2 separate regions of the Homo sapiens genome follow, and region 1 is linked to region 2. Evidence: read pairs that join two places in POLR2A ChIA-PET (ENCODE). Cell type or tissue: PC-3. All regions are shown on one strand. Links, peaks and the distances in the headings refer to the core of each region. The heading gives the core; the rest is flanking DNA. Region 1 overlaps NAALADL2 (N-acetylated alpha-linked acidic dipeptidase like 2). Region 2 overlaps NAALADL2 (N-acetylated alpha-linked acidic dipeptidase like 2).

What was found. Peaks named below come from ENCODE experiments on the same cell type or tissue, not always from the same donor. Only the 100,000 strongest peaks of a DNase experiment are listed, where the experiment ranks them.
Region 1: POLR2A ChIA-PET joins it to region 2 with 6 read pairs; 2 of 35 experiments call an interaction of 5 or more read pairs at or near these places.

The regions. Positions count from the first base shown.
Region 1 is chr3:175,257,073-175,267,153 of GRCh38, reverse strand. All of the region lies in intron 4 of NAALADL2 (N-acetylated alpha-linked acidic dipeptidase like 2), which reads right to left. All of the region lies in intron 1 of NAALADL2-AS2 (NAALADL2 antisense RNA 2), which reads left to right. Among named protein-coding and RNA genes, the nearest start is that of NAALADL2-AS2, 9.0 kb to the left of the region's middle. In PC-3, for the core only: no CTCF peak of the experiment used is centred there; no DNase peak of the experiment used is centred there; H3K4me3 peaks cover 320 bases; H3K27ac peaks cover 1,869 bases.
Region 2 is chr3:175,150,851-175,160,931 of GRCh38, reverse strand. The region is part of intron 2 of NAALADL2 (N-acetylated alpha-linked acidic dipeptidase like 2); the gene reads right to left. Among named protein-coding and RNA genes, the nearest start is that of NAALADL2-AS3, 41 kb to the right of the region's middle. In PC-3, for the core only: no CTCF peak of the experiment used is centred there; no DNase peak of the experiment used is centred there.

The DNA.
Region 1 (10,081 bases), core at 5,067-7,566, 100 kb before region 2:
CAGTAAGGAAAGATTTGAAATAGCTACAACAATGCTTGCCTGCCTGTTATATTAATAGTATAATTGGAAGAAGGGCCAATTGAATTTTAATTGATCAATTAGCACACTTTTTTTTTTTTACTAGTTTTACTCTAAAGCTAAGAAAGCTTTGAACTTTTAAAATTTATAAAACCAATCATAAGGTTTGATAATAGCCAAAATGTAAGACAAAGCAAAGTATCAAAATTGTCCTTTTTAACAGAACAGGAATACAATATTGGATTATATCACAGGTGTTTTAATATCCATAATACCTTCACCAGGTTGTACTATTATTTAATTATTGATATGCTATTATTATTATAAACAAAGAAGTTATATTAAGACAATCATTAATGTGGGTATTGGAAAAATGTTAGGCAAGCATGGCTTGTTGGAACTATAAGAGTTATTTCTGAATTTCATTCTATGACTCATGTTTATATATGACGAAATTTACCCTACAACTTCCTGAAAATTATCTTTGTATAAGAATTATAAAAGGAGTTTAATAGGAGTATTTTATCTACTTATGAAGCCCAAGCACACTAGCTCTTCACTGAATGGTAGGGAATAGTCATTTTAACAAGCTAACAAAGTAATGAGATTTAGATTGAAACAAAAGGGAAATTAGAACTAAATCTTGAAGAATAAATATAACTTTATCTAAAGGATTTTCTGGTGGTTCTTCCTTAATTATGAATATTAGGCAAAATTTAAGTCTTCTATTGTACTATGTATATTTCTAGATTATATAATCTGACCTTTCCTAATTTTTTAATAAAAAATTGATTTAAAATGTAAAATTATTCCAATATTGATTAAAATTTTGTGTTGTATGTTTAAATTTAAATATTAGATGATTAAAATATTTAAATAATTAAGATGTTAGATGGTTATAATATTCAAGTAACTATGAATATATTAATTTAGGAAAATTCATAAGATATTTAAAATAAATGAGATTACCGGGTGTATTCTAAAATGCAATATGAGAGAAAATATACAAAATAAAATTACATAGACTTAATGAAATTTTGAAATGCAAATCTAGTAAATAAGAAGTACCTTTTTTACCTGCAATATAAAGGCTTTTTTTAACTGCTCGATATTAAAACTACAAAAGCTTTATTCTTAACTATAATATATATGATCTATAAACCCAATAGTGTTTGCATAAATACAGCAAATATATATTTTCAGTTAAAAAGCAATTTAATGAATATTCATGAGGATAATAAATTAACATATATTAGCAGTTACTTATTAAAATAATATTTTATTGAGTGCATATTGTTTTCAAAGTTCAATTGAAAATATTTTCTGTTTGTATAGATTTAAGTTTTTATAGCTTATTACAGGCTAATTTGTTATAAAAATAAGACATTGATTGATTTCAAAACCATATACGTTGGGCAGTTATAATTTTAATTACAAAAGTTTTAGGGAGAAGTATTTTTTTCCCAAACAGATATTAAATTTCCAATAATGTTTCCTTCCAAAAGTAATTTAATTCTGCCTCCACATATTTTATAGTAACAGATAGTAAAATTCAAACTGCTGCCTAATGCTCCTTAGCAATGTGTTCTTAAGCAAGATAGTAATAATAATTAAGCAATATTTATCAAGAGACAGTCAGACAAAAAGAGAAAATGAGCGAGAACTTAGAGCCATATATATAGTGACTAATAATTAGACCTCAAGTTAATTCTTTTAAAACTCTATTGGTATAGAATTAAGGGTTTATTTATTTGTTTGTTTCTTAAGCACCATCTTACCTATGAAATATCAATGCAGAAATGAAAGTAACTATGCTAAATCACAAAGTCAGTTTTAGGATATTGTAAACTGAAATACATAAGAAAACAATGAACTAGAATTTCAATGTCATAACCATTCCGGAAATAAATCTAAGCCTTGAAGTCCTGAGTTTCAACTTAAAACAAACAGAGCAGGGGTTCTACCATTTAGCAAATGACAAAACTTACATTTTGAGTCCATAGAATAGTAACCACTAGGAAAATATAATCCAAGGAGAAAATATAGTTCTTGATAAAATCTTTCCATATGATTAAATTAAATGTCAGCTGACTTTCGATGAATGTTTAGTATGTGCCAGGCATTGTGTTGAGTACTTACATGTATTATATTATTTCAATTATTTTTCACAACTTTATGATGTAGGCTATTACACGATATTCACAATTTTGTGATATGGTTTTTGGGAACCATACTTGATATCTCAACTTTGGAAAATAAATTAAAATGTGTATTAGAATAAAACTATTCTATAAATGTAATATACTTCTAATTTTTAAAAATATTGTTTTTCTAATATTATATAATTTCATCACCTTAATAAAAAGTATATGCATAAAAATAAACACTGAAGGATGTAAAAATCTAAAGCATGTACCATCTTATGACATTATTTATATTTCTCCATAATTTAAAGTCAAGTTATATTTATTTTTAACATTAATTTATTCATTTATTTATATCTGTTTTATTCCACAAAAACAATTTGAAGACTTCAGTTTTTTTTCTGTTTAACTCAAAGATCAAATTACGCTACAAAGCACCAACACAATCCTTAGTGCTGAATAACACAAAGGTGCAGTCTTGAGAGACTAATACTTTGTCTGTAATGGATTTATTAAGTATATTATTATCTTCAGTTTAGGTTTGCATGTTTGAGTGAGCTGTCACACTTCTCCATCATTAAATTCATGCCCTTTCTCTTTAGAACCTCATACAGATATTAAGGGCTTCATATATAAAAGTTAATATTTATTAAGAATTTATCATGCATGCATTTTCAGATTTAATCTTCACACAACCTTATGAATTGAGAGTATTTTTGTCATCAATGTAGAGATTTTGAAAACCAAAAAATAAAAAATAAGAAAAAACTTGTGTGACTTTAGTGGGGTTCAGTAATAATTCTATGATCACATAACTATGAAGTAGAAGAGCTTGAAATTGAGCTTGTTTCTCCCATTCTTGCATCCTGCAATGCTGTGTTTCACTATTTAAAATGAGTTACAAGTTGAGCAGATAGCAGTACAGAAGATTGGAAGGGCTGTGAAGCTTATCAACAGGAGGAAAAATGGACATTTTAAACGAGATACAGAGGAAGAGGGAAAAGCTGAAATGTGAAAGAAGAGGTCAGTATTACCACAAAGCACCACAGCAGATATCTATATTGATAAGCCCAAGTAATTGCCCAACAGTTTAGACCAAAATATAGCTAGAGCTTACTGTTTTAAATTTTAGAGTACTATATAATATATATATAAATATTTCTGAAACATGGGTACTTTTAGGGGGCGAACTGTATAGAAGGGATTAGCTGCTGTTTCTTTCCCTTCCTCCCTTCTTTTCTTCATCTCTCCATCACTGTTTTCTCTCTCTCTTCCTTGCTATTTTACTTTGTTTAATTTATAACATTTAATTAGGAAAAACAAGATGCTCAGCACCTTTATTTAATATTGTTAACTTTGTATACATACATGGGGATTATGAATGCTAACTATATTACAATAAGAAATATGCGAAAATCAACCTTCTGATACATGATGCCATTTGCTATGATGTCGTAATTTTCAAATGGTTCAAAAGTACAATTAAATTATATTTTCATGTAGGCAAAACACATGCATGACTTCTAAATTATGCATTCAATTCTTGACAGACTTTGAAGATTCGTAGACACACTTTTATTTGGTTTTAAGCCATGGAAAATACTTTAAAAACAGGAATAGAAGTTGAAACTTTCAGTTATTCTTGCTCTAAATTTACTTTTTTAAAGTTTGATTGCTAAATTGCAGAATAATGACACAGTCTTAAGTCTTTATATTATAACCCATGTTTGAAGTTGTATCTCAACAAAAAATACCCTTTGTAGATATAGTAATATTTGGTTTAAATCATTTAAAAATAATTTACTTCCATCATTGGAAAACAGAAAGTAGTCTGATTTGAAAACAGCAGCAGATTTAGCTTTCAAAACATTAAACTATTACTTTCCAATTTTGTATTCTAGTGCTGACCATGTTGTCCATGACAAATGGAGCAGCTCTGGAGTCTTAGAATCATAAAAGATGGAGACATTGTTTTTTGTTTTTTTTTTTTTTGCAATTACTTCTGAGAATTAGGTAAGAAGTGCCTTATTAAATTATTCAGTGAACAAGCATGTTATTTTAAAGTACCAAGATAGTGTTTGCTTTTCATTTTTGTTCATAAAATGTCTTCAAAAGTTGTCTTAATAAAAAAAGAGGCAAGTTTGCCTTCCTATACAGATCATATGTAAAAACATCATTTGTGACACTGAATTAAAGATTTGTTTTCATGTAAAATATTCATAGAATGTCACTTAAAGAGATTTCTTCAGTTCATTCATACCAGGGAAAATTATGATGTATCAAAAGCTTCAATAGGAAAGGTGTCTTTCTCTTCTTTCCTATCTTTTTGGCCCCACTGCCTCATTACATTAGGCCATATCAGTGCTCATACATACAGCTCATACACACACACACACACACACACACACACACACACTCACACAACATGAATATTTTATCTGTTAAATATTGATTTCCTTTTTTGTGCCCATTGCATTAGGCACCCTATATCTTTAAGGCTAACTAATTAAATGCATCTACAGATTTTATTTTTGGGAAACAAAAAATAGAGTTCCACCAACTTCTACCGCAAGAAAAGTAGAGCAAATGTTGGTTTCTAATAATTAGAATAAATAAAACAATATTCTTTTGACTGCATTTATCATTTGGATTGAACAAATGTTCTTAAGGGAAACAAAAAGGAAACTAGAATAAATGAAACTTTTAGTTCAGCAAATATCACAGGTATGCAAATGCTTCATGTAAAATAAGTTATCAAAATGTAATATTTCTCAGCATTAACTTTAGCTGCCAAAACTAGAGGATTTCTTATTGATCTTCCCATTGTCCATTCATTAACTATTGATTGTAAATCACCAATATATATAAATATTTTCTCACTAAACCTCTAACTCAATATTTTAAATGTAATTATTTTCTGGATTCAGTTGTGTTTGAAATTCAGAGTGTCAAGTCTGCTTTTCTTTAAATAATGCTACTCCTCCGTAATTTGCAAGAAGCAATTTACTTGAAAGTACAAACAAATACCAATTCTCATTTCCTATCTCTCATTTTCCTCCAGGCTCTTTCCAAAGGCTTGTCTGTCTAAGCATGCTTTATGGACTTAAGCAGTGCTGAAGTTATACACTGGCCCAATAAGGGACAACAATATGTAGATGTCAAGTCACATATCTAAAAGCCATTTGCTTATACTAGTTTCTATTTATATTAAAATATAAATCTTATCTGATGAATACACAAAAATGTTTCATTTGTAGGAAACTACAAAATCATTTGGATGTCTGGCCCTTTAAAATTGTCATTATAAGGATAAAAAAGTATATAAGAATAATGAAAAAACTAGCTAATATTGACTAATATCTTAGTATATTACAGAAAGTACTAGGTAGTGATGCATATTACTGCATTTATAAAAAAAAGCAATAGAGTTTTTGGATTTTTTGTGTAATTTAATTATGCACAAATGGATAATTAATCAAGATATATATTCATCTGTAATTTCACTGCACACAAAATTGGCTTCTACAGGAAAGGGGGTTGATATGTACTGTGGATTTAGACAACAGCCCAACCTCCATGTTTCAGAGGGATTTCCTTGATTTCTAGTTGTCTTGTAGTACACAGTAACTTTTTGTTATTATTGCTTCTGGTAGAAATGACCCTAAGTAGAAAGTCAAATGCTTTCATTGAATTTTATAAAATTAATTTCCATACTAGAGTGCTATTCTGCAGTTTGGGATTTTGTGAGGGTCTCGGTATCTGTTTTACTATGTGTCAGGTTGTCACTGAGAGAAATGTGAGTACATTGTGACGAATTAATGTTTGTCTAAAAGTTTAAATATTTAAAGCACTCTCCCAAAAAATAAACTGTTATAAATACGTAGCTAAAATGAACCTAAAGCCTTTCCTCTAAGTCTTCAGCTTGAGGAAACTAGCACAACTATAACTGGGGAACTTGGTCGATGCTTTTTCTGCAGCAAGATGTGGATTTCACAGCACATATCAGAAAGCCATTTGCAGTTCATAGTTCCTACCCTGCAATGTTGGGATTTTCTCATCAATCTCTTCCTAGAGATTAAATTACATACATTCTTAGTATTTATGATCAAACCAATGAGATCTCCTCCTTCATGACTGCAGATTATTTTTCTCCTCATTTCAAGAGATAATCTAATAATTTAATATCATAATTATGCTTCCCCTTTGCCCTCCCTAGCTCGGATGTAGAGATTCCCTCCCAAATTCATTTTTAAACGCTGATTTAGTAACTACTGCACAGCCAAAATAAAATGAACTTCTCTTTACTCATTCAGCTGCATGTTCCCAGACAAAATGTTCATTTAGAATCATGACTAACTGTTGATTCATAAAGAAGTCTGTTGGTTTTCTGCCTTTTTCAACCCAGCTGAATTACATTTTACCTCATTTCTGAATTTTAGCTCCAGAATATATTTGATGGACAGTTGAAGCAAATTGGGCCGTAATCATGCTGCATAACTATGTTTAATACATGCTTCCTTTTTCTTACCAATGGAATGTATATTGAAAGATACAGCAGCAATGAGTTCCCCCAAATCTCTGGGACAATCCACAGAAAACAGAAGAGATGACTAGAATGGAAATTACAGGGTTGCAGAGAGGACCTCCTATCTCCTCTTTCTAGAAGACAATGCCAAGTTTGTGGCAAGGCTCTGTCTCAAGGGGCATTCTACACAGAAATTTTTTTTAAATTTATTTAATAGGCCTAGAAGGAAAATTATCAGGGAAAATGATATCAGGATCTTTATAGCTGTGCCCTATTCCAGATAAACCACTAACTCACTACTTTGTAAATATAGTCAAAGGGTTTTATAATGTAAATATTATCTGTAGCAAATACAAAGAAACTTGCTTTGTTTTAATCCATCATATACTGGTGAAGATTTTCAGTATTTGACCTCTGAGCACAGTTAGAATTTTTTTTTTTAATGGAGTTTCATTCTGTCACCCAGGCTGGAGTGCAGTGGTGAAATCCTGGCTCACTACAACCTCCACCTCCCGGGTTCAAGCGATGCTCGTGCCTCAGTCTCCCAAGTAGCTGGCATTATAGGTGCGCACCACCACACCCAGCTAATTTTTGAATTTTTGGTAGAGACAGGGTTTTGCCATATTGGCCAGGCTGGTCTTGAACTCCTGGGCTTACGTGATCCAAAGGTGCTGGCATTACAGGTGTGAGCCACCATGACCGGCCAGGTTAGAAAAAATTATAATTGCTGTATTTTAACCTGAATTTTCAAAAGCTTGTTTCTGTATACAAAATAAATACACAACAATTATAGAACATTTAGAAATGCAAAATATAACGGAAAAGTAGAAATTATCCATAATTCTATCTAACCAGTTATATAATTGGCCCCTACCACACACATTTTTGTCACTGGTAGGTTGAACAAGGAAAATTCATGTAATGTACCAAAAGCAATAGAACTTTCTTTCCCATTACTCTTTTAAAAGTATCCCTAGAGGTTCATTTTTCCTGAAACACCTACATAAAAAGTTGGACTGTCCCACTATTCCTCTGACTATTGTTAATAATAAAAGTCCTATAATTGATTTGAGTTAGCAGAGTCTTAAATAAGTAATTAGGTTTCCTAGTCTCATCATGATCAAAATTCTACTCTTGATTTAAAATCGTATCTTCTTGCCCCTCCACCAGCTCAGGTCTGCTTTTGGGGAAAGGGGTGTGGTCTGTTATTTCCTTCCCAATGTATTAACTATACTCTTACCTATCTGTTGTTGGAGAAGGCTTAGAAATTAGAGGTTCAGTGGGTAGGATTTTTCTTATGTTACTGTGCTTGTCCTATGGAAGCTCCACACGTTCTGGGGCTCACAGATGTTTAAAGCTGCCTTTGGATCTCCTGGGCATTTGTGAATTAACTGAAGCAGTACCTACTGCAATTTACTTGATGTAGACAAATGCCGCTTTAATCTGGCTGGTCACTGCCTAATGAGTCACCATTACAAGTGGCAATTTCAGTACAGGCGTGAAGGCAGACCACACTGGCTCTCTGTCACATGTGCTTATGACTGACCCATGGGAAACGCATGCATATTTATTTTTCTGCTGCCTACTCATGGGATGCAGGCCAATGTCAACACAGATAATTTATTTTTGTATTTATTTATTAAATGCTTAGTAAACCCATCTCTTACCTTTAGGCTTCTCAGATAAATCAGACACCATTCTATCACGTCCCCCACATTGCAGGGGACATACATTAAGCCCTCCATGTGGTTCCATTGAAGCCCCAGTCACCAGGCATGCAGCTGAACTTATCATAAATCTCTCCAAAATTCCTCTTCATAAAATCCTCTCCCCACAATCTCCAAACCTTTTCTATCTCAGATATGAGTGATAGGTTTAATAGTCTAACCTATTTTACATTATTTCCTTTAAAATATTGATGCTTGGTAGCTAACTTTGAAATGTTCACGTTTCTTTATCATGGAATCCTAGCTAAAAATTCTAATTTAGCCTCTTAATTATCTCTCTATCTATTGATGTATTCTAGCTCCCACCACTCCACCCCACACAGGCAAGTATACATACACATTCAAGACGGGATCTGAAATGAGACTGCCTGGGTTGAAAGCCTGATTGTTTCTTTCTTTTTTTTTTTTTTTTTTTGGTGGTGGGGGCGGAGGGACGGAGTCTCGCCCTCTGTTGCCCAGGCTGGAGTGCAGTGGCGTGATCTCGGCTCATTGCAAGTTCTGCCTCCCGGGTTCAAGCGATTCTCTTGCCTCAGCCTCCCAAGTAGCTGGGACTACAGGCGCCCGCCACCACGCCTGGCTAATTTTTTGTATTTTTAGTAGAGACAGGGTTTCACCATGTTGGCCAAGATGGTCTCAATCTCCTGACCTCGTGCTCTGCCCACCTCGGCCTCCAGAAGTGCTGGGATTACAGGTGTGAGACACCGCGCCTGGCCCCATCGTTTCATTTAACTAGCTCTTTGTCTTTGAGCCAGTCACTTTTTCTTTTTGTGTCTTACTCCATTTATAATCTGAAGATAATAATAGTCCCTACCTCAACAATATGATTATTTTGAAGATTAATATAATACATTTTTTAAAGGCTTAGAAAATTATCTAGCACATGTCATTAATAATGTTACCTTCATAGGCAATAATAAAATCACTAGTATTGTAATTATTATAAATGTTCTCTTGATCTTTTTTTTGATTTATGAGGATTTTTACATGTCATTAAATATTCTCCTTTACATCAAATTGTTATAGCATATTCAGAAAATCAGTATAAAGGCAGCATGATTTTCAAATACTAAATTGGATGTATATATCATTTCTAATATTTTGTCACATCATCGGGCATTACTATGTTTATCACCTCTGTGTGCCCCCCCACCCTGACCCCAACCTTAGAATACATTGATTGAACAGGAAATTCTGGGTTAAAATATGATTATTTTAAGGCTTTTAATACATATTAAAAATTATCCAGCAAAAATTTAGTATCACTGTATATTCTGTTTTCAAGAGTATCTTAAAATTCTGGCCCATCTAATCTACTATTAAACACTGATTTAAGGATAAGAGTATTATTGGAAGATAATAAAAAAAAAACAGACATAGGATGTTCTCTAGTTTCCTAATAGAGTGTGCCAAGAGATTCCTGGAAATGTTTTTGGACCTGGGAGTTAGCAAAGCTCATTTAAGGTTGAATGAGGAGAAATCCAATATATCTTCAGAAGCAGAGAGTTTTGCTGACATAACTACACTAATTTTTTTTTTTTTTTTTTTTAAATAGAAAAAGGAAATGAAGCAAGAATGAGCAGTAGTGGCTGTCTATTGTGCTGGTTCATCATCAGAAACTTAATTACATAAGTGTATCTGTGGATGAGTGTTAATAAACTTCCATTCAA
Region 2 (10,081 bases), core at 2,740-5,239:
ATACAAATATACTGATACAGAGCTAATCCTTGGAAATAAATATTAATTTCATGAATTACTCCTGAAAAAATATAAGAAAAAAGATAACTTCCAAGTTGGCATAAATTCTTTTTCAAAAAATTTGATATCTCCCGAAATGGTGAAAGTTTTTTTAACTTTGAAACTCTTAGAGACTATTCCAGATTATAATTATTTATCTTTGTTACAAATATTTTGGATTAATCATTATTTCTTACAGATAAGCAATTAAGTATTGCTTATATTTTTATAAGAAAAGACATGCTAGGCACAGTGGCTCACGCCTGTAATCCCAGCACTTTGGGAGGCCGAGGCGGGCGGATCACCTGAGGTTGGGAGCTCAAGACCAGCCTGACCAGTATGGAGAAACCCCGTCTCTATTAAAAATACAAAATTAGCTGGATGTGGAGGTGCATGCCTGTAATCCCAGTTACTTAGGAGGCTGAGGCAGGAGAATTGCTTGAAACTGGGAGGTGGAGGTTGCGGAGCACTCCAGCCTGGGCAACAAGAGCAAACCTCTAACTCAAAAAAAAAAAAAAAAAAAAAAAAAAAAGAAAGAAAAGATACACATATAATATATATTTTTAAAATTTTACTTATAAGCCTTTTGTAAACAATTGCTATATTTAGCCCCTTGTAAAACAAATTTAAACAAAAGATCAATTCAAAATTGGTAGCTAATATTGGGAACAATTTATTATATAATCAAAACTACCACTGTACTGGTGACCTATGTGCAAGTGAATATCACTTTAATTTCAAGAAAATCACTTGCGGCCTGACAAAGTGACTCACAATTGTAATCTCAGCAATTTGGGAGGCTGAGGTGGGTGGATTATTTGAGGTTCGGAGTTCGAGGCCAGCCTGGCCAGCACGGTGAAACCCCATCTCTACTAAAAGTAAAAAAAAAAAAGTCACGAGTGGTAGCACACGCCTGTAATCCCAGCTACTAGGAAGGCTGACGCAGGAGAATTGCTTGAAGCTGGGAGGCAGAGGCTGCAGTGAGTTGAGATCCTGCCACTGCACCCCAGCCTGGGCAACAGAGCAAGACTCTGAGAAAGAAAAGAAAAAGAAAAAGAAAAGAGAGAGAGAGGAAGGAAGGAAGGAAGGATGGGAGGGAGGCAGGGAGGGAGGGAAGGAAGGAAATCATTTGCTACATCTTTTATTACTTCAATAATCTTAACAAAACTGCCACAAAACTACTTAGGTACTACACTAATTCATTATTTCAAATAGTCCCATGTAGTTTCAAGAAATCAAAAATATTCCTTTATGCAACAGCTTTGAACTACCTATAAAAGATTTTGAAAAATCATTGGTGTTATCCCAGATGCACTGCATAAATTGGACACTAAAAATTATGAAAATATTGAGAGATTACAAAATTATTTCACTTCCTGTCAAAAATCTCATGAAGGCTAAATTCAAATATGTATATTATGATATGTGTGTATGCAAAACAAAACTCTTAACCCTTCTTTCTCAAACTTGACTACAATTCTAATAAAGTTTCAATTCCTGTTTGGAGTATCTTTATAGGCTCAGACACACACACTACTCAAATCAGCTGCTTTTTGCTGCAAATATACTTAATTCTGGTTAAGTTGGTCCTTGTAGTTTTGATATCAATCAAACCCAAGACTTTCCTTTAAGATTTCTTGTTTACACTTTTGTGAGAATCTTGCAGATATGATTGGCTGATTTTTTCATTGCACTTGTAGCTAATTGCCTGTCTGAAAATAAAATTGAGAACACATTCATCTAAAATAATTTAGTCATCCATCTTTATTAAGCTAAAAGAATCGATCTGAATTTATATGCTTTTGTTGGAATCCAAATTGAATTCTTAAATTAATATGCTTTTTCCTTTATCTCTTAATTTGATTTCTAAAACTTAAAAAATCATGTAAAAATTCACTAATGACTTTATCACATGTTCATTCTGATTAACATATATTCAAAAATAGAAAATGGCTAAAAGTGAAAGTTTAGTAAATTTTCTTTTTATAATCTGTTTTCAATAAGCATATAATTTTTCAGAATTGGATCATTCCAATATATTCATTATCAAATTAGGATACTTTCAAACATTTAACTTTATTCATATTTTCTGACAATTTCAAGAACTCTATTTCTCCTATTTTTTCTAATTTTCAATTAGAAATTCTCTTTGCTCCTTTTTCTTGGCAGAAAAATCTTCACTGCAAAAAAATTGCTATTTACATTTATATTTTAAACATTGGAGCTCAGAAGACAAAAATATTTAAAATAGTGTGATTTGCTTTCTGAAAATTATCAAAATACTTTATAAAGCCAAATATATCATCCCTATTTTTTACTTCACTTATTTTTCTTCTGATATGTCCTGATTACAAAACTACATTCAGAGAAAATATTTTGAAGTAAAGATGGAATCCAAAAGTTCTATTCCCCAATTTTCAAACAGGTCCAATGCATCTCTTTACCTGAAAAATGCACTGTATCATCAAGTTTTGGGTTCCTGATGATGGCTTTACTTGTTGAGCTACCAATTCAAAATAGTGTAACATTCGTGCTAAATGGCATATTATAAACCACAGTGTCCTTGCTTTTTCTACTTGGGGTGAAAATTGTCTTATTTTGAAATAGAAATGGTCTCTCTGATCGCCAAATGAGGGCAAAAAATCCGTAACCCTACTGAAATGTGCCTAAAGCACTGTGATATGGAATATTGAATATGATTTAGCTAGACTCTGAGTGTACCTTACACATAATAGGCACAAAACAAATGTTTGGTGATTGAAGAAATAAATGATTCTACCTAGATTCTGGTTCCATGTCTAAAGAAAACTCCTCAAAAAATAAGAGATTTAGGTAAGGGAAGAATATGTTTCGTCTACAAAGTTCTTTAATAAAAATCTTAAAAAGTTATATAAGTCTTTTCTAGAACTCCTTTGGTTTTGGTGCATGGAGTATTAGAATGAACTTTTAATTTTATTTTTTCAGGAAAATTAGATTTTGATAAATTAAATGAATAGTCCATTCATGACCAGGTAGGAAATGAATTCTGTATGTTGATCAACTTCAGTCCTGTGAGTTATTTAGGAAACTGTTAATCACCATCTGGAAATGCATTGAATTACATCTGTCTGAAAGGATAGACACTGTTCTACGAGATAACTTTCTAGTTAAACATGGAGAGATGACAATCAACTGGGAAATCCCAGTTAATGGCATGATTTCTTGTTTCTCTTCATTTTCAGCTAGGTTTTGTGGCTATATAGATGGTAAGTGACAGCAGGCTGATCCTATGACATTACTGTTCAAATGTGGATGGAAGAATAGATGTCCAGATCAAGCTTAGAGCCTTTCCTAATAAGAAGGCTAATTCAGAGTTGTTTAATTGTAAATTTTACAGATATACACAACAAAATCATGAATAATGCCCATTTATTACTTAATGCTTATTGTGTGTCAGGTTATTTACAAATACTGTATCTGTTAATCACAGCAACTCTGACTGGTATTATTCTTTACATTTTACAAATGATAAAACTGATGTTTTGAGAATTGAAAGATATGTAAAATAGAAAAAATACTTAAGCAAGATTTGAACTCATATTTAATTTAAAATTCCAGCTTTTACAACTACAAAATGCTGCCTTCTGCAGTTCATGCTGTATTTTATTTAGATTTAGAAAATCTTTTCCTATCCTCATGATAGAATACACAGGCGCAACTGGAGGTAGACAGTTCCAAGGTTAATATAAGTATGTTCAATTTTATAACTTTAGCTTAAAAAATTATTTTAATGACTTTTTTTTAACTAAGTACATACTAAAAATTTTCCAAACTTTCTAAAAGACTGAAAGAAGACAGGTGATTTGAAAGCTAGGATTTCTTTCCTTTCTATTTTAAAAACAAAGAGAAAGAAATAGAGACAGAGGCTGAATGTGACTCGGTGGCAGTGGCTTTGTTATGTAAAGAAACTTCATCATGGAGTTAAGACAATATGTTCGACCTGACTTGATTAGCTCTTTTATACTGAACCCAGGTAGGTGAGATACAAGAGGTTAGCTAATTTTAAACATCTATTTTTTAACTTGAACACAATAGGTCTAGAGGTACCTCTTCCCCACTTTTCTGTAGGTCAGCTGTATAAACCTATGTATGTGATACCCACAATCCCATGAGAAGTTCTAAGTTGTTATTGCTAGATGAGCTAGTTCCAGAAGTCCTCTGAGGGTCAGCATTTTTGAAGGATAGACAATCTACTACTTTTTCTACCACAAATTTAGTAATTTAATAAAGAATAATATTTAATCAGTATTTCATCATTAAATGTCACTTTAAAATAACAAAAATATAGGATACATTAGTTTACTATACCAAATTGCAGAATATCTCCTTTTTATACCTTTCAAAGCTGTGACGAGTATTATTTCAACATAGTGTTCAAATAAAAAAGCAATGTAGGAAATAATAAGCATAATCAATCATTGATCACATAAGGAATTCAATATACACTAATCACATATTTCATCTTTGAATAATGAACTTCACTCATGCGAAACATTAATAATACTATCTACACTGAGGTAGTAGAGCTATTTATCTAAAGATTTGTCTGAGAATAAAGAACATGAAATCTAACATGCATCAAAAGCATTCTGGTCTCATTTTAAATCCATGATTCTCTTCAGTATTTTACTCAGGTTCTGGGATAGCTTCAAATATGGAAGAATAAGTATTTGTTCCTCCCTCACAACCATTTAAATTTGAAAATAAGAATCCTTAGTCTAACACTAACTCAAAGGGTCATTTACTCCACCTCCTTAAATTTTGACAGATCTGAATTTTACCTACCACTTTGGAAATAAACACCTTCAAAGAGACATTAAACTTCTTCTGTAAGAATATATTCTACTGTTTCCTCAAAATGTTTGCTAAATTTTAATAAGCACTTGTTTACTTTTCCTCTTCCTCTTAACATCTCATTTGTTTTTTTCTCAGTGCTTTATCTGCATCTCTTGTACAAGTGGTTCTCAAACTTGGATGGACATTACCGTTACGTGGGGAGTTTTGTTTAAAAAACATCACAATGCTTGTCTTACACCTCCAAAGTTCTGATTCAGTCGCTTTGGATGAGGCCCAAAGATCTGTCTCTTTTAAAAGCCTCTGAGATGATTCCAATGCCCAGTTATTGGGGAACACTGGCTACATATTCTAAATGTAATAGTCATAAATATCTACAGAAATATAAACTATTTATTAAAACAGGATGGCTAATAATCACACATACATAGCTGTATTCAAGACATAGCATAAAGCAAATAGAAAAAGATCATTAATAAGAAAAAAAAGACAAGAAAACCTCACTATCCACTTAAAGTACCATGAATTAATTCCCAACATAAAGATTGCCATTAATCTTATTCTCCCATTCCTTATTACCAGAAGCTTCCTGAACTAGTTTTGCTGTGGTGAAGGCTCTGTAGCTTTGGTTTGCTAGCCAGGTTGGTTTTTGTCACTTTGATTCTGACAGGACCGGTGCCAACTTTTAGGCAAACAAGTTACACCTGGTGAAGAAGAATGTGTCAAAGGGGCAACTGCTACAGCTGTTACACAAAACAGGTACTCACTAGCAAGGAATACCTGGAATATTTCAGTGATTCTCAGCCCCAGTTGCACTTTATATTCTTCTGGAGACCTCTGAAACTCTCATGGTAACTGCTGATACCCAGGCCCCACCGCCCCAGAGACCTGAGGTGGGACTCAGGCATCCTATGCTTTGTCATCTCTCCAGGGGTTTGTTACACACAGCTAGAGTGGAGGACCACTGACTGAGATGGGTTTTTAAAACCCTCAAGGTCATACGAATGTAGTCAATTTGTAATATCCCCATGAGAACAAAATCTGAGGGAATCCTTTTCACTTTTTCACACACCTTCAACTCTTCTTTCTGACATTTTCTCCCTTTGTATTTAACTAAAGCTTGCTCTTGTCCATTTTGAAATTCCTTTATTTTTTAAAATAACAGGGGTATGGAGTAAAGACATTACTGTGATTTGCTACAAATCCTTTCAAACAGTGGCTTTCATCAGAAGTAAATAGACATTTGAGATTTTGCTCCCTCTGCTATATTTTGTTTAATTTATCTATATTCTTAATTCTTCACAGTTTAAGTGCTAAAGACATCCATCATTAATTCCTCAGAAGTAAGAAAAATATAGCAAACACGATGACAAGTTGAAAAGCTTTTTTCCTATCTTCTCAACTATCCAGAAGTAAAATGGCTTTAAAAACCTGTGATATTATTAATAATGAAAACAAGCAAGTATACACACAGTGTTCTTACATAGCACTATGTACTAGGATGTCCTAAATGTTTTTCAGATAATAATTTATGTAATCCTAGTAACAACCCAATAAAAAAGGTAATATTTTACTTCTATTTTACAGATAAGGAAAGAGAGATTAAATAAATTTCTCAAGGTTACCTATCAAGTAGGTGACAGATAATCTGTTCTTTAAAATCTATGCTCTTAACTTAAACAGTGTGTTGTCTCTATAAGAATTAAGATTTACCTTTTTTGGGTAGACAGATAATTTTCCATATTATTATGCTTATAATTAATCGGCTCAATCTTCATAGTCCAGTAGGATAATGCAACAGAAATGATATATGGTTTTCATGGAATTTTTTTCTAGTGATAAAGGTACCAGAAAATCTCTTTGAAATCATTAAAGGCAGCCTCAGATATGAAAAATAGGTATATGCATGTTGAAATCACCTAGAAATTATCATTTAGAAAATTAAGTTACACTGGCCACCACTTCAAAGAAGGAGTCACTTTGAGTAAACTCTGGGTAAATCCCCTCAAAAGAGTTCCTATAAATCAAGTGAAAAGTTCCATTTTGGGGAAAAAGATGAGAATTTTTTAAATCCCCATATGTTTAGAAAAAGTCTAATTGCTTTACAGTTTCACAACTGGTTTTAAAATTTTAATCAGTTAATAAAAGCTCCCTTCAGTGAACGACCTCTGAAAGCCAACCAATCAATGACAGTCTCACTCTTTGAAAGACAGGCAATCAGCAGTATACTCACTCTAGTGAAAAAGCTTCCAAGGCCTAAGTCAACCCACCCCTATTTCAGTAATCTACATGCCAATAAACTAAATGACACCAGGAGTTTGCCTTGCTCAGTCAGACTGGGCCAGACTAACATAGCTCTTCCTTACTTTACTTTTTCGATATCACATAATGAGTGGTGATCTCTTCTATCAATATAGCATAAAATTCTGTTTAAACTGTTTAAAACTTAAATTTACTTGAACCCTAAAATGTATTCATAATAGTAATTTGGGGTTTATAATGTGGGAAAAGTTAGATCAGTGCTGGCCCAGTGTCCCTACAGCAGAAAGGGACCCATGGACAAGGTTTCATATGTGAACTAAAAAACTGTATATGAAGAGCTGCATCCTTTAAGACCATGCACAGGGCAACCTCCAACTGAGACAGTGCAGTGTCCTTTCATGGAATCAAGCTGACCTTAACTGCTTGTGGGTAAGGTAGGCCTCACTGCATCACAGAACATCATTTGTTAGATGGGCAGTCCCATCTTCAACACTGACATGACATAGTACAGAAAAGCAACAGCAGCTGGAGACTGGGAGGAGCAGGCTTTTATCTCTCCCTCCATTTGGCTGGAAAGGCTAGACACCATTTGAAACATGTAAACCTTTAAGGTTTTGAGCAATTCAGCAAGAAAAATGTCAGAGGTAGATCTTTAAGAGGTAAGTTGTATACTTCCTGTTACTAAGACATACAGGTTCTCAAAGAATAAAAATATAAGAGAAAATAAGAAATATGAAAATATAAGAGATAGGTATGCATATCAATGTTAGAAGTTATTTACTACTTATGAATGTGTAATTTTTCTATTTTATAATAAAGTTTCATGGCTTCTCTGGGTACCTTCTATTGGGAACATATTTAGATACATTAGAATTTTTTTTTCTTTTTTTTGAGACAGAGTCTCACTCTGTCGCCCAGACTGGAGTGCAGTGGCATGATCTCAGCTCACTGCATCCTCTGCCTCCTGGGTTCAAGCAATTCTCCTGCCTCAGCCTCCTGAGTAGCCGGGATTACAGGTGCCTGCCACCAAGCCCAGCTAATTTTTTGTATTTTTAATAGAGACAGGGTTTCACCATGTTGGCCAGGCTGGTCTCGAACTCCTGACCTCAGGTGACTCACCTGCCTCGACATCCCAAAGTGCTGGGATTACTGGCATGAGCCACTGCTCCTAGACAATACATTAGAATTCTACATAATGTAGCAATTGTTAAATATCCATATTATATTTCCCCACCACTACCAGATCCTTGTTTCACTTCTGTATAATATTTTTGGTGTGCCAGTTCTCTTTAATCTTCCCTAGGAATTATGTACCCACATACATAAAAAAGTATAAATAATAGTATAAGCACCATTAGTATAAGTATCATAGTCCTAATTTTTCATGGACCATAGCAGAAGGAAACAATCAAAAGTTGTCTAACTTTTTATTCACAATATTTTGATGTTCATACTATAAAACAAGTTTGTATTAGGTTGATTTACCATGGGATGGCCTATTAGGGACAAGGGCAAATAACTAGATCTATGATCTCAGAAACACAACGGAATGTTGCTATTTTTCTTACAGAAAACTAGATCTCTTTATTATATTATGATCTCTTTATTACATTATTGTGCCAAATTTTCTTCTCAAAGTTTTGGTATTACTGTCGATAACATCCTACAATATAACCCTACTTATAAACCATTAATCAATGACGATCCAACTTATACAAGAAGACTACTTAGGCATTACCCAGTTGATAACAGCTATTAAAAATAAACACAAACTACAAAGAAGACATTACTTTTAATCTGTTAAATAGCAAAAAAGAATGGCATTACTATAGTAGACATTAACAGTTTTATTTTATGATAGAATAAGTTATAAAATACATTTGGTAATTACTATGTTCCCTTCACTGATGATGTATCTAGAAGGTAATAGGCACTCAAATAAATGTTAGCATTTACAATTTTTTGTTGTTGCTATGATTTATTCTTTTTATTGTTACTATTATTTAATCCATAGCCTTTGATGATATTTCATTCATTTAAAAAGTTCTATTTTTTACATAGGTTTTTAAATTTCCATAAAGTCGAGTAGTATGTATGCATGTGCGTGTATGTATGTATGATGGGTAGTCAAATCATTATTGGGTTTTTTGGTTGTTGTTGTTTGTTTGTTTGTTTCATTTTGCTATGATGCTCAGCTGAAGAGTTTGGAGACTCCTGGCCCACAGAGAGTCTGACCTACATTCACATTAAAGTAAGCTCATGACAGTTCACCCTTTAGAAAACAATTAAACTATTTGCTATGAATTAAAAGACAATTCCCAGTTTATACGATAATAAATCAGATGTTAATTGGATAAAAGTCACTACCAATAAAGCAAACCAGTATATCAGCCAGAACTGCTGAATGTAATCTGAGCAGACAGCAGTTCAGTGTAACCAACAGACCACGAGTGCCTAAGGTAGGCCGTCTATTCAGCCAGTTACATGTGGTTGCTCTGTGAATAAGAACTTGACAACTCATCCTGGCTTCCATAGCTGACTTCCCCAAGGTGCCTGCCTGCCCAGTTGTTGATCACATGATATGCGGTAAGTGAGAAAACAAGGTTGTAAATGCAGACACAGATCTCACAGTCTCTGGGACATCTCTTCTCTGATTCAAGACCAGAAGCTCAGTCTCATGGGTGGAGTGCCAGCCAAATAAAGTGCTCAGACTACAGGTGTGTCTTTTTATTTTGGTAAGTATGATTCATTGTTTAAACAAATTTTGAATTTCAATTCCATCCAGTAGAACAATCACTCTCCTTCAGCTACAACCCCCAGCACTAATTATAGGCTTATATTCACAGCCTTACTCATCATCTTTACCTGCATGGCCCTGAAGGCATTTGAATTCATAAGTCCTATGACTAATCCATAAACTACAGGAGGGCAGGCATTATGCCTATTT